Regions from separate parts of the Homo sapiens genome. Here region 2 is linked to region 1. A link is a contact called in ENCODE Hi-C or POLR2A ChIA-PET data. All regions are on one chromosome and are shown on one strand. Each heading gives the region's core, a stretch centred on a gene start or an enhancer-like site at or near the end of the contact. The rest is flanking DNA. Distances are from core to core; before and after follow the strand shown. Region 1 overlaps LRMDA (leucine rich melanocyte differentiation associated). Region 2 overlaps LRMDA (leucine rich melanocyte differentiation associated).

Region 1 (7,265 bases), core at 4,139-6,638:
GGTCTAAAACACTAAAACTTATTTCCCCTTTCTAGCCATATTTTCTTCATCTATGTTTGTAATTAATATTGGTCTATAGTTTTCTTGTGATATTTTATCTGATTTTGGTGTCAGTGTGTAATACGTTATACAATGAATTTAAAAGTGTTCCCTCCTATTTTCTAGAAGCATTTGTGTAGAATTTGTATTATTCTCTACTTATATGTTTGGTAGAATTCACTAGCAAATATATCTAATGAATATAGATACATTCATTAGACATGTAGTTTTTTATCACTTTTGTTGTCAAAGTTGTCAGAAGATTTTTAACTACAAATACAATTTCTTTAATTGGCAGAGGGCTATTCAGATTATCTATTTCCTTTTAGGATGAGATTTGGTAATTGGTGTCTTCAAAGGGATTTGACAATGCCATTTAAATACAATTTAGGGTCCTAAAGTTTGTAATATTCTTTCATTATCATTTTAATATCTTAAATATCTGTATTAGCGTCCCATCTTTCATTGCTGATATTGACAACTTGTACTTTCTTCTTTTTTTTCATATTAAATCTGACTAGAAGTCTATCAGTTGTATTGACTTTTTTTTAAAGAACTAGATTTTGGTACTACTAATGTAACCGCCCAGCAGGTTCACCTTACCTGTTGCCTAGACAGAGCCAATTTATCAAGATGGGCAATTGCAATACAGAAAGAGTTATTCACCCAGAGCCAGCTGTGTGGGAGACTGGAGTTTTATTATTACTCCAATCAGTCTCTCCAAGCATTTAGGAATCAGAGTGTTTAAGGACAATTTGGTGGGTAGAACCCAGTGAGTCAGGAGTGCTGATTGGTCAGGTTGGAGATGAAATAATAGGGAGGTGAAGCTGTCCTCTTGCATTGAGTCAGTTCCTGGGTGAGGGCTACCAGATGAGCCAGTTTATCAATCTGGATGGTGCTAGCTGATTCATCAAGTGCAGGGTCTGCAAAATATCTCAAGCATTGATCTTAGGTTTTACGATAGTGATGTTATCCTGAGGAGCAATTTTGGGAGGGTCAGAATCTTGTGCCTTCCAGCTACATGACTCCTAAACCATAATTTCTAATCTTGTAGCTAATATGTTAGTCCTACCTACAAAGGCCATCTAGTCCCCAGGCAAGAAGGAGGTTTGTTTCAAGAAAGGTCTGTTATTGTCTTTGTTTTGAAGTTAAACTATTAATATAAACTAAGTTCCTCCCAAAGTTAATTTGACCTATGCCCAGGAATGAACAAGGACAGCCTGGAGGTTAGAAGCAAGAAGGAGTTGATTAGGTCAGATCTCTTTCACTATCTCAGCTATAATTTTGCAATGGCAGTTTCATTAATTTTTTTAATTTTCTTTTTTATTTTATTCATCTCTGCTTTGTCTGTCTTAATTTATTTGTTCTTTTGGCTTTGCATTTAATTTGCTTTTATTTTTCTACTTTCTTAAGGTAGAAACCTAGATTCTTGATATTCTTTACTAGTGTAAGCATTTTAGTGCTATAAATTTCCCTCTGAGCCCTGCTTTAGCTGCATCCCATGTATTTTGTTTTATTCAATTAAAATATATTTTCCACATTGCCTTATGACTTCCTTTTACCTGTGTTCTTTAGACTTTAATTTGTTAATTTCATATACTTGGCAATATTCCAGATATCTTTTTTGTATTCATTACTAGTTTAATTTTGTGTGGTTAAAAAGGAAATAAATAATAAATAAACCAATAGTAATAATAATAATTTTGTGTTGTTAGATAACACACTTTGTATTATTTAAATTCTGTTAAATTTATTGAGGTTTGTTTTATTGCCCAGAATACTGTCTGTTTTAGTGACTGTTTTGTTTGTATTTGAAAATAATATGTATTTTTACTGTTGTTTCATATGAGGCTTCATAATGTTAATTAGGTCAGGTTGGTTGATAGTGTTGTTCAGGTCTTCTATATCAGTGTCTACTTTATTGATTAGTGAGAGAGGAGTGATGAAGTCTCCAACTGTAATCATAGATTTTTCCCTTTTTTCTTTCAGTTTTATCATTTTTTGCTTTATGTATTTTGAAGATCTGTTGTTAAGTACATACACATTTAGGATTGTTATGTGTTCCTGATAAATGACCTCTTCATCATTATGTAATATTCTTCTTTATTTCTGGTAATGGTGTTGCAGAACTTTGCTCCTTAGTTCAGCTAAAACCAGGTTCTTGTCACATGATCAGGAAAAGTTAGGCACACAGACATATTGAAGGGTAAAGGGAATGTGGAATCTATTGGGCAAAAAGGAAAAAAGAAAAAAAACTCTCAGAAAGCAAGAGGGGTTCCTGCTAACAGGCCCCCATCTCACAGATTGATTTCAGGCCATACACAGGAACGGAAGAGGCCAGGCTCCTCCCCACCTCCACATGACACAAGCTTCCCGTGGCTTCAGCCCTTTCTCCCAGTGTGCAGGCAGGTCGGAGATTCCAGGGACCCTCTCCCTTATCTGCCTCCAACATCAATCAATGGCTTTTGCTTTATGGGTGGGTCTTGCTCATTGATGAGTCCTGCCTCAGCTGTAGGAGACCTCTGATAGTCCAGGTCTAGGATCACTTACTGTTCTTCTGCAGGGGTTGAAGTCTTTCATTCTTTAACATTTTCCTCAGATACAGTATGCCCCCAGCATGACAGTGTATGCTACCTCTTTCCCAGCAATTTAAAGCTTTTGTTCTTTTAAGGGACAAGTAATTTTGAAGAGCTCTCTGCCTTTCCATTAGTAGCATCTGCTCCCTCCTGTAGAATTGAGGGTAGCTTTCCCTGTACCCTAGTCCTGCCCCCACTCTTTCTCTGTGAGCACATAGAGAGGTCCTTGGAAAAGAGTGGCTGTGAACCCCTCTGTGTCTGCAGTTCCAGGGATTCTATTTTCTCATGCTAGTACATAGTTGGCCTTCAGCAATCTATTGAAAATTTTAGCTGAATTCTTCACATCCAGGCATCAGAGGCCCCATCTTCCTCCCACTGGTTCAGTTCCCTGCTGGGATCAAGAAAAGTAATAATTTTACAAATTATCCAGCTCTTTTTTTTTATTGCATGAGTGATATTCTCTCCAGCTTTTTATATTCAAAGAGGAAGCCAGAAGTCCTAATAATTCATTTTATTACAAAAGTATCTATTTATGAAGGATAGGAAATTTAATATAAACAAAAACTACTGATTGTTTAAGAAGTGCTAGTCTGTACCTTTATGAACTGATTTATATTTTCATTCTATGCCACATCTTGGTCTTATTAGGTCCTTGGGTTTGTTACCTGGTAGTAAGGCTGGCTTTTTGTTGTTAGTTCTAAATTTACATCTTTTGAACCAAAAGTTCTAGTATGGCAGAATTTGCTGACTATTCATGTATTCACCCTTATTATCCCCTTTTCCTTTTAAAAAATTTTATTGCCAGGCACAGTGGCTCATGCCTGTAATCCCAACACTTTGGGAGGCCAAGGCAGGCGGATCAGTTGAGGCCAGGAGTTTGAGAACAGCCTGACCAACATGGGGAAGCTCTGTCTCTATTAAAAACACAGAATTAGCCAGGCGTGGTGCCACACACATGTAATCCCAGCTACTTGGGAGGCTGAAGCAGGAGAATCACTTGAACCCGGGAGGCAGAGGTTGCAGTGAGCCTAGATCACACCGCTGTACTCCAGCCTGGGCAACGAGATTGAGACTCTGTCTCAAAAAAAAAATGTATTAAGATGAAATTCATATTGAACATTTAGAAGTGAACAATTCAGTGACATTTAGTACATTCGCAGGGTTGTGTGACTGCCCTTTCTATCTAGTTCTAAACATTTCCATTGTTCCAAAGTCAAGCTCGTAACCCACAAAGCAGTTTCTCCCATTTCCCACTCTTCCAGCCCTTGGGGAATAACAATCTGCATTTTGTCTCCATGGATTTATCTATTTCTTATAAATATTATAAATATGATTATGAAGTTTATATATTTCTTATAGAGTCTTACAATATGTGACTTTTTGTAAATGACTTCTTTCACTTAGCATAATGTTTTCAAGATTATCCACATCATAGCATGTATCAGTATTTCATTCCTTTTCATGACTGAATAATACTCCTTTGTATGGCTATATCACATTTTGTTTATCCATTCATCCTTTGATGGACGTTTGGGTGTTTCCATCTTTTCACTATTGTGAATAGTGCCACTATGAACATATTTTTATTGCATCTGTTTTTTTAACTTTTATTTTAGATGTGCAGGTTTTTTACATAGGTAAACCGCGTTGTTGTGGGGTTTGGTGTACAGATTGTTACCCAGGTAATAAGCACAATACCCTATGGGTATTTTTTCTGATCCTCTTCCTCTTCCCACCCTCTACCATTAAGTAGGCCCCATTGTTGTTCCCCTCTTAGTGTTTGCGAATTCTCATTGTTTAGCTCGCATTTATAAGTGAGAACCTGCAGTATTTGGCTTTCTGTTCGTGCATTAGTTTGCTTAGCATAATGGCCTCCAGCTCCATCCATGTTGCTGCAAAGGACATAATCTCATTTGTTTTAATGGCTGCATAGTATGCTATGGTATAAATGTACCATATTTGCTTTTTCCATTTAGGTCAGTTCCATGTCTTTTGTTTTTTTGTTTGTTTGTTTTGAGACAGGGTCTCACTCTGTCACCCAAGCTGTACTGCAGTGGCGCAATCATGGTTCACTGCAGCCTCAAACACCTGGGCTCAAGCTATTCTCCCACCTCAGCCTCCTGTGTAGCTGGGACTATAGGTGTGCACCACCATGCCTATCTATTTTTTAAAAATTTTTTGTAGAGATAGGGTCCTCTGTTGCCCAGGCTGGCCTTTAACTCTTGGGTTCAAGCAGTCCTCCCGCCTTGGCCTCCCAGATTGCTGGGATTAGATGTGAGCCACTGGCCTGAACATGTCCTGCTTGAGTACCTGTTTTCCATTCTTTAGGGTATATACCTGGGAGTGGAATTGCCGGGTCATGTGGTAATTCTACGTTTAATGTTTTAAGGAACCTACTATCTCCTTTGACTATAATTTTTGTCATATTGCTCTTTGAGTTTGTCTTCCCAGAGGGCCCTAACTTTTCATTATTGAAGTAAGACAGGCAAGGAAGTCATCTTTCTACTAGTTTCATGTAGGAACCTTTGTAGCTTCTCTAAAGAGGATGATTTTTTTGGGTCTCCTTTAAGACTTTCCTAGCAATTTCATAACCTTCTTGGATGGAAGATACAACATGGCAAAATGCAGTTGAGGATAAAGAGGTTGTTTTTAACAATAAGAGCCCTCTTGAAAAGTCATGAGTTTTGCATGACAAGAAGTGCTTCCAGTTGCCAGTGGGAGAGTTTCCTCATCATGCAGAGTGGATGACTCACTGCCCTTGACTGCTCTTCTGATCCCGGGGGCCTCTGTTCTCTCACAGTAGATGCAGCACACAGAGCTGCCAAGGCATTTCCAGCAGGGGGTTCTGTGCTCAGGTTTTGAACAAGGGCAGCATGATGGAGCCTGACTTACTCATACACTTCCTGAGGTTGATGAACACATTTTCACCCCTTTTAGTTGTGGTAGGTAATGTATTCATAAATTCAAGCCTTTTTCCCAGATTGTAATGGATAGTTTATATCTCTCTCATGATTATTTAATTATTCAAGCCAGGATGACTGTGTGTTTTCTATCAGAGTTTGGGCTGCCTCAGCAAGATGCAGACTGGTATCTGCCCTTAGGTTAAAAATTCCGGCCAGACATAGTGGCTCACGCCTGTAATCCCAGCACTTTGGGAGGCTGAGGCGGGTGGATCACGAGGTCAGGAGTTCAAGACCAGCCTGGCCAAGATGATGAAACCCTGCCTCTACTAAAAATACAAAAGTTAGCCAGGTGTGGTGGTGGGCGCCTGGAATCCCAGCTACTTGGGAGGCTGAGGCAGAGAATTGCTTGAACCTGGGAGGTGGAGGTTGCAGTGAATGGAGATCATGCCACTGCACTCCAGCCTGGGTGACAGAATGAGACTCTATCTAAAAAAAAAAAAAAAATTCCACACCATTCCCTTCTTCCAAGTATGGATGGAATTTCTTCCAGGATCTGCCAGCTTTTGTGTGTGTTTGTGTGTGTTGTGTTTGTTTGTGTGTGTTTGTTGAATGTCTGTCTACCACTAGAATGCAAGGCCCAAGCAGGGAAGGACCATGGCTCTTCTACCCTCTGCAGACTCTCCAGGGACGGCACTATGCTTGGGTGTGTGGCCTACTCCCTATTTGTCATCCCAGACCTATGTTTTACTCTTCTTTCCCTTGCTCTGTGTCCTGGGGTGATAATGCCTTCAACCACCAGGCTCCATTGCCCTCTGGCTTCTGGTTGGGTTTGGACAATGAGGGAGAGGTAGGGCTACTTCCCCTCCCATTGCCACCTGCAACTTTGTGGTTCTGGCTGTGTCCATCCAGGACTATAGCCTTTCATGCCAGGCTGCCCTCCCTGCAGCTCTGGGTCTCCCTGCAGCTCTAGGTCTCCCTGCAGCTCTGGGTCTCCCTGCAGCTCTGGGTCTCACCGTGTGTCTTGGCCACGGCTATCTGCTCTGGGTAGCTCTGGTGCTTCAGTGTCCCCGGGGTTCCTTTGATCTTGCCCACACCCCTGTAAAGAATTTGTTCTTTTAAAATCCCAGGTGAATATGCCTTCTCTTTCTTGCCAGGGTCATGACAATGGGCTGAATTTTTGAATAGATGAGTGGATGGATGAGAAGACGAAGGGCCGTGTTTGTGGCTCACCCCCCATATGGAACCCCCCTCTGGCTGCCATCTCACTGGGAGGCCTTGCCCTGTCTCATGTCCCTGCTGCCTTTCTCCTGCACTCCCCTTTCTCAATCTGTCCCAACCATACTGGCTCCATTGCTGTTTCTAGAATGTACAAAGCAAGCTCCTGCTCCAGGCCTTTGCTCTAGCCATTCTCTCTGCCTGCAAGTGTCTTCTCTCAGATATCCACTTGGCTAATTACCTTTTCTAGGTTTTGCTGAAATCTTACCTTTTCTATGAGCCTCACCCAAACCACTGTATTTAATAATGGAAACTGCCCTCCACCAATATCACCTTGGCAGCCAAGGGCCTCCTTCATCTTGGTCTGTGTTTCTTTTTTCCAGAACACTTACCACGTTTTAAGAAACTGCATTTGACTTATATATTTATTGACATAAATATTATGCTTAATATTTATCATCTGTCTCTACCTGCTAGAATTTAAACTCCAAAAGGCAGGATTTCGTTACCGTTTTTTTCCATGGGTATATTC
Region 2 (7,177 bases), core at 2,508-5,007, 47 kb after region 1:
TATGTAATGGCCTTCTTTGTCTCTTTTTATCTTTGTTGGTTTAAAGTCTGTTTTATCAGAGACTAGGATTGCAACCACTGCCTTTTTTTGTTTTCCATTTGCTTGGTAGATCTTCCTCCATCCCTTTATTTTGAGCCTATATGTCTCTGCACGTGAGATGGGTTTCCTGAATGCAGCACACCGATGGGTCTTGACTATCCAATTTGCCAGTCTGTGTCTTTTAATTGGAGCTTTTAGCCCATTTACATTTAAAGTTAATATTGTTATGTGTGAATTTGATCCTGTCATTATGATGTTAGCTGGTTATTTTGCTTGTTAGTTGATGCAGTTTCTTCCTAGCCTTGATAGTCTTTACAATTTGGCATGTTTTTGCAGTGGCTGGTACCGGTCGTTCCTTTCCATGTTTAGTGCTTCCTTCAGGAGCTCATTTAGGGCAGGCCTGCTGGTGACAAAATCTCTCAGCATTTGCTTGTCTGTAAAGTATTTTATTTCTCCTTCACTTATGAAGCTTAGTTTGGCAGGATATGAAATTCTGGGTTGAAAATTCTTTTCTTAAGAATGTTGAATATTGGTCCCCACTCTCTTCTGGCTTGCAGAGTTTCTGCTGAGAGATCCGCTGTTAGTCTGATGGGCTTCCCTTTGTGGGTAACCCGACCTTTCTCTCTGGCTGCCCTTAACGTTTTTTCCTTCATTTCAACTTTGGTGAATCTGACAATTATGTGTCTTGGAGTTGCTCCTCTTGAGGAGTATCTTTGTGGCGTTCTCTGTATTTCCTGAATCTGAATGTTGGCCTGCCTTGCTAGATTGGGGAAGTTCTCCTGGATAATATCCTGCAGAGTGTTTTCCAACTTGGTTCCATTCTCCCCGTCACTTTCAGGTACACCAATCAGACGTAGATTTGGTCTTTTCACATAGTCCCATATTTCTTGGAGGCTTTGTTCATTTCTTTTTATTCTTTTTTCTCTAAACTTCTCTTCTCGCTTCATTTCATTCATTTCATCTTCCATCACTGATACCCTTTCTTCCAGTTGATGGCATCGGCTACTGAGGCTTCTGCATTCGTCACGTAGCTCTCGTGCCTTGGTTTTCAGCTCCATCAGGTCCTTTAAGGACTTCTCTGCATTGGTTATTCTAGTTATCCATTCGTCTAATTTTTTTTCAAAACTTTTAACTTCTTTGCTATTGGTTCGAATTTCCTCCTGTAGCTCAGAGTAGTTTGATCGTCTGAAGCCTTCTTCTCTCAACTCGTCAAAGTCATTCTCCATCCAGCTTTGTTCCGTTGCTGGTGAGGAGCTGCGTTCCTTCGGAGGAGGAGAGGCACTCTGCTTTTTAGAGTTTCCAGTTTTTCTGGTCTGTTTTTTTCCCATCTTTGTGGTTTTATCTACCTTTGGTCTTTGATGATGGTGACGTACAGATGCACTTTTTGTGTGGATGTCCTTTCTGTTTGTTAGTTTTCCTTCTAACAGACTGGACCCTCAGCTGCAGGTCTGTTGGAGTTTGCTAGAGGTCCACTCTAGACCCTGTTTGCCTGGGTATCACCAGTGGTGGCTGCAGAACAGCGGATATTGGTGAACTGCAAATGCTGCTGCCTGGTTGTTCCTCTGGAAGTTTTGTCTCAGAGGAGTACCCGGCCGTGTGAGGTGTCAGTCTGCCCCTACTGGGGGGTGCCTCCCCGTTAGGCTACTCGGAAGTCAGGGACCCACTTGAGGAGGCAGTCTGTCTGTTCTCAGATCTCAAGCTGCGTGCTGGGAGAACCACTACTCTCTTCAAAGCTGTCAGAGAGGGACATTTAAGTCTGCAGAGGTTACTGCTATCTTTTTGTTTGTCTGTGCCCTGCCCCCAGAGGTGGAGCCTACAGAGGCAGGCAGGCCTCCTTGAGCTGTGGTGAGCTCCACCCAGTTCTAGCTTCCCGGCTGCTTTGTTTACCTAATCAAACAACTAACTGGGCAATGGCGGGAACCCCTCCCCCAACCTCGCTGCCGCCTTGCAGTTTGATCTCAGACTGCTGTGCTAGCAATGAGCGACACACGGTGGGCATAGGACCCTCCGAGCCATGTGTGGGATATAATCTCCTGGTGTGCCATTTTTTAAGCCCATTGGAAAAGCACAGTATTAGGGTGGGAGTGACCCGATTTTCTAGGTGCCATCTGTCACCCCTTTCTTTGACTAGGAAAGGGAATTCCCTGACCCCTTGCACTTCCTGGGTGAGGCGATGCCTTCCCCTGCTACTGCTCGTGCACAGTGCGCTGCACCCACTGTCCTGCACCTACTCTCTGGCACTCCCCAGTGAGATGAACCCGGTACCTCAGTTGGAAATGCAGAAATCACCCATCTTCTGTGTTGCTCACGCTCGGAGCTGTAGATCGGAGGTGTTCCTTTTCGGCCATCTTGGCTCCTCCGTTATTATCTTTACTGTTGCTTATTTTGAACAGGCCTACAAGCATCTCCTGGTGCACATGACCTAGAGTTTCTCTTGGAATAGAGTCGCTGAGTCTTTAGTTATGCATACTTTTAACTTTACTAGAAAATACCAATCTGTTTTCCAAACAGTTGTTCTAGTTTAACATTCCCACCAGCAAAATAGTAGAGTTTCTGTGTATATACATTTTCTCCAGCACTTCTTATTGTCCAATTTATTATTTTTGAGGACAATTAAGTGGGTGTAAAGTGGTATCCCCTAGAATTTTGGTTTGAATGTTCATCTTCCCTTAGGTGATTTTTCCAGAACTGGAATTCTGTATCTCCTTTGCACTAACAAAGCAGTAGATTACTGTAAAGCTATAAAACACAAATTAAATAATATGATCATCTGTAATGCAGCAGTCAAGGAGTGATTAGGATGTGCTGTGAGGACGGAAGAGAAGTCATTCTTACAGTGCAGTAGAAAAAGCCTTGGTCTTGAATCAGGAGAGTCAGTGCCTGGTCCTAGCTCTGTAAGTGATTGGCTGAGTGACTCACATGAAAACCTCATTTTTCAGTGTTTCCATTTCCTCATCTGTTATTTAAGGGTGTTGATCACAGAGAGTATGCTCTGGTCTACATTTTTGTCATTTAGTAAATCATAATCATCACATTCTTTTGGGTGTTTCTTTAAAGCATTTGGCCTCCATTTTCTCAGGTGATATTTCCAATACCTAAGTAATGTAGGCAGAGAAAAGATGAAATAAAAGCCTACAAATTTTGGCAGGGGTCTCCGTAGTGTGACTGTGGGGAGACCAGGAAGCTCCTCAAGCCCATAAATATCTCTGTTCTGGCCTCCCTTAGAGCCTAAAACTCCACAATTACTGTTTCACTGCTATAGTTCTTGAATGCCTTTGGGTCTGTTGGAGTCTTCCATTAAAATGCAAATGTCCCTGGAGGGGGTGGGGAGAGCCTTTAAGCTCATTATCACCTAAATCTTCCACAGGGATTAATTGATCAGATCCTTCCCCATCAGACACCTGGTTGGAAACAGAGCCTGTGGGAATGGGCACCTGGTTGATGAGGGGAAGCCCTGGGAGGGAGAAGAAAGGTTATAAAGAGAGAGGTGGACCAACCAGGGCTCCCTAGGGTTTGGCCATTTGCTGCTTCCCACAGGCTCATCTCTAGCCAGAAGCTCAAAATCCAGCTGGTCAAACACACTGGGCTACTGCTGTCTCCTTGGGGGGAAGTTTCCTCTTAGAACTAACTAAAGGCTGCCAACCAGCGGCAAACCCTCCTGTGTCTGCAAATGGCTGCCAAAAGCCCCTCCGCGCTACACACTTCTGTGGCAGATGCCTCTGAGCAGCCTTCTTTATGAGTCAGTGCTAAAGCCTAGCCCAGGTTCTAATGTGGCCACTCTGAGGCGTGGACAGGCCTTGTCAAAGGCTGGGCATGCGTGTGGGTGCCTCATCTGCTTTGTTTGACATCCAAACAACTCTTTTAAAATGTGGCTCTAGCCCCACCTCACAAAGGGGGCCTGAAGGGTGTTGTGGAATGTGCTTGGACCTGCTCTGTTTTCTTTCGGTCACCCACACAAAAATGTGCCTTCCCCTCCCCTGCCAGGAAACTCCCTCAGCAATGCATGGTTTTGCCTCCGCTGACCCTGGCCCCTTAACATGTCAGAATGTTAATAAAACACTACGGCTGTCATAACGCAAGGTTAAATGAAGTCTTCACAACCTGTCCATTAAGCGGATGTTTGTGTGTGTGGCTTTCTGCAGCTTCTCTCTGGATACAGCCTGTCTCAGTTTGTGGGCAGTCGATCGAGCCTTGGGCCTTTGTCTTTGTTCACTGTTGTGTTTAAATCCCCCCCATTCATTAATCATCCCTTTGCCTATTTATACCGGTGGCAAGGATAGCGAACACACTTAACGTCTGCTTTTGTTTTGGTGGCACCCTTTGTGAGGACCAAGGCAGAGCTAATTATTAACTGCGAAAAGACGTTAAAACTTTTAGATAAGCGCCAAATGCTGCATCCACTGAGACGCAGTTTTGTTTAAACCTTCGAGAGCTTGCGGCCAAGCAACTGGGGTGGCTTTATTTAGCTTTGAGTCCAGGGGAGTGATGCCAGTGCTCAGATAATTAATAGAGGCTCTCCATTAAGACCCAGCCGGGCAGCAGAATCCAAGCGCCCTGTATGCACCTCTGAACACCCAGCTGGGTCATCCAGACCTGAGCAGGCACAGGCAGGGGTGGCAGCTTCAGACGTAGGGCTCAAGGGGGCTCCTCCAACCTATATGTTTACATTTCCTGTGTACATTTCCTGTGAAGATCTTCGTTGTCAGCTTTTGGTGACTTTTACACCCTCCAGTAGGATCCTGATTTTCCTTTGCTGTTGGACATTTTGTGGAGCCAACTATTTTAGGTACAGCTATATCAGCTTATTAAACAGTTATGCGGCTTGCTACTGTTCTTCTGAAAGAGGTCTCCCCGACCACGTTTTCTAAAGCAGTTGCCTAAGCCCACAGCCATCCCTCAGTTACCTCTATTCCATTACCCAGTTTTTTTTTCCCCTCCAAGGCATCTGTCGCTATTTGAAATAATCGTATTTGTTTGTATTTCTTGTCTGTTTGATACTAGAATGTAAACCTCTTGTATCCTTTGCACTTAGCTCTTGATCGTCGCCTGGCACATATCAGGGGCCAAACAGATATTTATTTTATGTGTGGGGGAGGAAAAAAATATATTTCCCTCTACCCATTCTAGGCTCATTGGCCAGGGCCCTGTAAATTAGATTGCCAAAAGATAGGTTAACAAGAGAAAAGTATTTTTTGTTGTTGTTGTAAATTTTATTTTTGAATTGCATTTTTTCCTGCTGATACATGAAAAAGCAATTTTTTGTTTTCATATTATACACAACATCCTAACTTAACTTTTGTTTATTTACTAGTTTGCATTTCTTAAGTAGACAGTCATATTATCTACAAGCAAAAGATTTGTTTCTTCCTTTCCAATCCTTATAGTTTTTATTGCTTTTTCTTATCTTATTACACTATATAGGACCTCCAGTGTAATGTAGGATAAAGTAGTAATGGAATTATATCCCAAAAGTTTTCTTAAAAATAAAGAAAGCCCACATTACTAGTTTACCCACATAATAAAATTTCTTAGAACCACATAATAAAATTTCTTAGAACATAAAATTCTTCGTTTTTAAGTATCCAATTCATTGGTTTTTAGCATATCCACAAGGTTGTGCAACTGTCACCACTATTCAATCAAAAACATTTCCGTCATTCCAAAGAGACACCCCTTAACCATTTATACTTACTCCCAATCTGCCTCTTCCTTCAGCCCCTGATAACCTTAATCAACTTTCTGTCTCTATAGATTTGCCTATTCTTGGCATTTTATACAAATGTAGTCATACAACATGTAGCCTTTCATGTCTGGCTTCTTTCATTTGGCATAGTGTTTTCAAGGATGATTCTTATTGTATCATAAATCAGAACTTCCTTTCCTTTTTATGGGTAAATAATATTCCATTGTATAGATATACCATATTTTATCTATCCATTAATCAGTTGATGGACATTTTGGTTATTTCTACATTTTGGCTATGATGAATAATGAATAATGCTGCTATTAATATTTTTTGTATACGTTTTTGTGTGAATATGTTTTTCAGTATCTTGATTATATACTTAGGAGTGGAATTTCTGGGTCATATGGTAACTCTATGTTTAATTTTTTGGGGAACCACCCAGCTGTTTTCCATAGGTAGTGCCATTTTACACATTTCCACTAGCAATACATGAGAGTTTCAATTTCTCTACATCTTCACCACTACTTGTTATTTTTTCTTACAGTGATCCTGTGGGTGTGAAACAGTATCTCTTTTGGCTTTCATTTGTACTACTCTAAAGACTAATGAAGTTGAGCATCTTTTCATGTGCTCTTTGATTATTTGTATATCTTCTTTAAAAAACTGTCTATTCACATTTTTTGGCTTTTTTTTTTGAGACAGAGTATCACTCTGTAGTCCAGGCTGGTGTGCAGTGGCGTGATCTCGGCTCACTGCAACCTCCACCTCCTGGATTCAAGCAATTCTTCTGCCTCAGCCTCCCAAGTAGCTGGGATTATAGGCATCCGCCACCACGTCCAGCTAATTTTTGTATTTTTAGTAGAGACGGGGTTTCACCATGTTGGTCATGCTGGTCTCGAACTCCTGACCTCGTGATCTGCCCACCTCGGCCTCCCAAAGTGCTGGGATTACAGGCATGAGCCACCACGCCTGGCCTTTTTTGGCTATTTTTAAATTGAGTTATTTGTCTTTATATTGTTGAGTTACAAGAGTTCTTTATATATTCTGGATACTAAACCTTTATCAGATAAATGGTTTCTAAATATTTTCACCCATTCTATAGGTTGTATTTTTGGTTTCTTGGTAGTATTTCTGATAAACAAAATTTTTAATTTTGATGAAATTCAATGTATTTATTGTTTTCTTTGATGGCTTGTACTTTTGGTGTTACATCTAAGAAACTATTGACTAATCCAAGGTCATGAAGATACACACCTGTGTGCTCCTCTAAGAATTTTGTATCTTTGGCTTATTCATTTAGGTCTTTTATTAAGTTTGGATTTTGTATATGGTGTGAGGTAGGGTGGGTCCAAATGTAGTCTTTTGCATGTGGATATCCAGTTCTCCCAGTATTATATGTTGAAGAGACTGGAGAGTGGGCATTCTTGTCAGGTTCTTGATTTTAAAAGGAAT

What was found. Hi-C counts contacts between places; a loop is a spot of excess contacts on that map. ChIA-PET counts read pairs that join two places held with the same protein, here RNA polymerase II (POLR2A). Pooled maps may share reads with other maps.
Region 2: a map of HepG2 shows a loop between it and region 1 (8-fold over the local background). The contact joins two enhancer-like sites. A Hi-C loop is called at or near these places in 3 of 168 maps with a recorded cell type or tissue (Caco-2, HepG2 and Right ventricle myocardium inferior) and 3 of 50 pooled maps. POLR2A ChIA-PET finds 5 or more read pairs at or near these places in 4 of 52 experiments (AG04450, HEK293T, HepG2 and 1 more).

The regions. Positions count from the first base shown.
Region 1 is chr10:76,098,041-76,105,305 of GRCh38, forward strand. The region is part of intron 5 of LRMDA (leucine rich melanocyte differentiation associated); the gene reads left to right. Among named protein-coding and RNA genes, the nearest start is that of MIR606, 550 kb to the left of the region's middle. RefSeq lists an enhancer at 4,971-5,670. Within about 2 kb of position 5,389, at least 3 of the 41 ENCODE cell types and tissues checked have a DNase peak (open chromatin) inside an H3K27ac peak, as active enhancers do.
Region 2 is chr10:76,146,439-76,153,615 of GRCh38, forward strand. All of the region lies in intron 5 of LRMDA (leucine rich melanocyte differentiation associated), which reads left to right. Among named protein-coding and RNA genes, the nearest start is that of MIR606, 600 kb to the left of the region's middle. RefSeq lists an enhancer at 3,104-4,012. Within about 2 kb of position 3,758, at least 7 of the 41 ENCODE cell types and tissues checked have a DNase peak (open chromatin) inside an H3K27ac peak, as active enhancers do.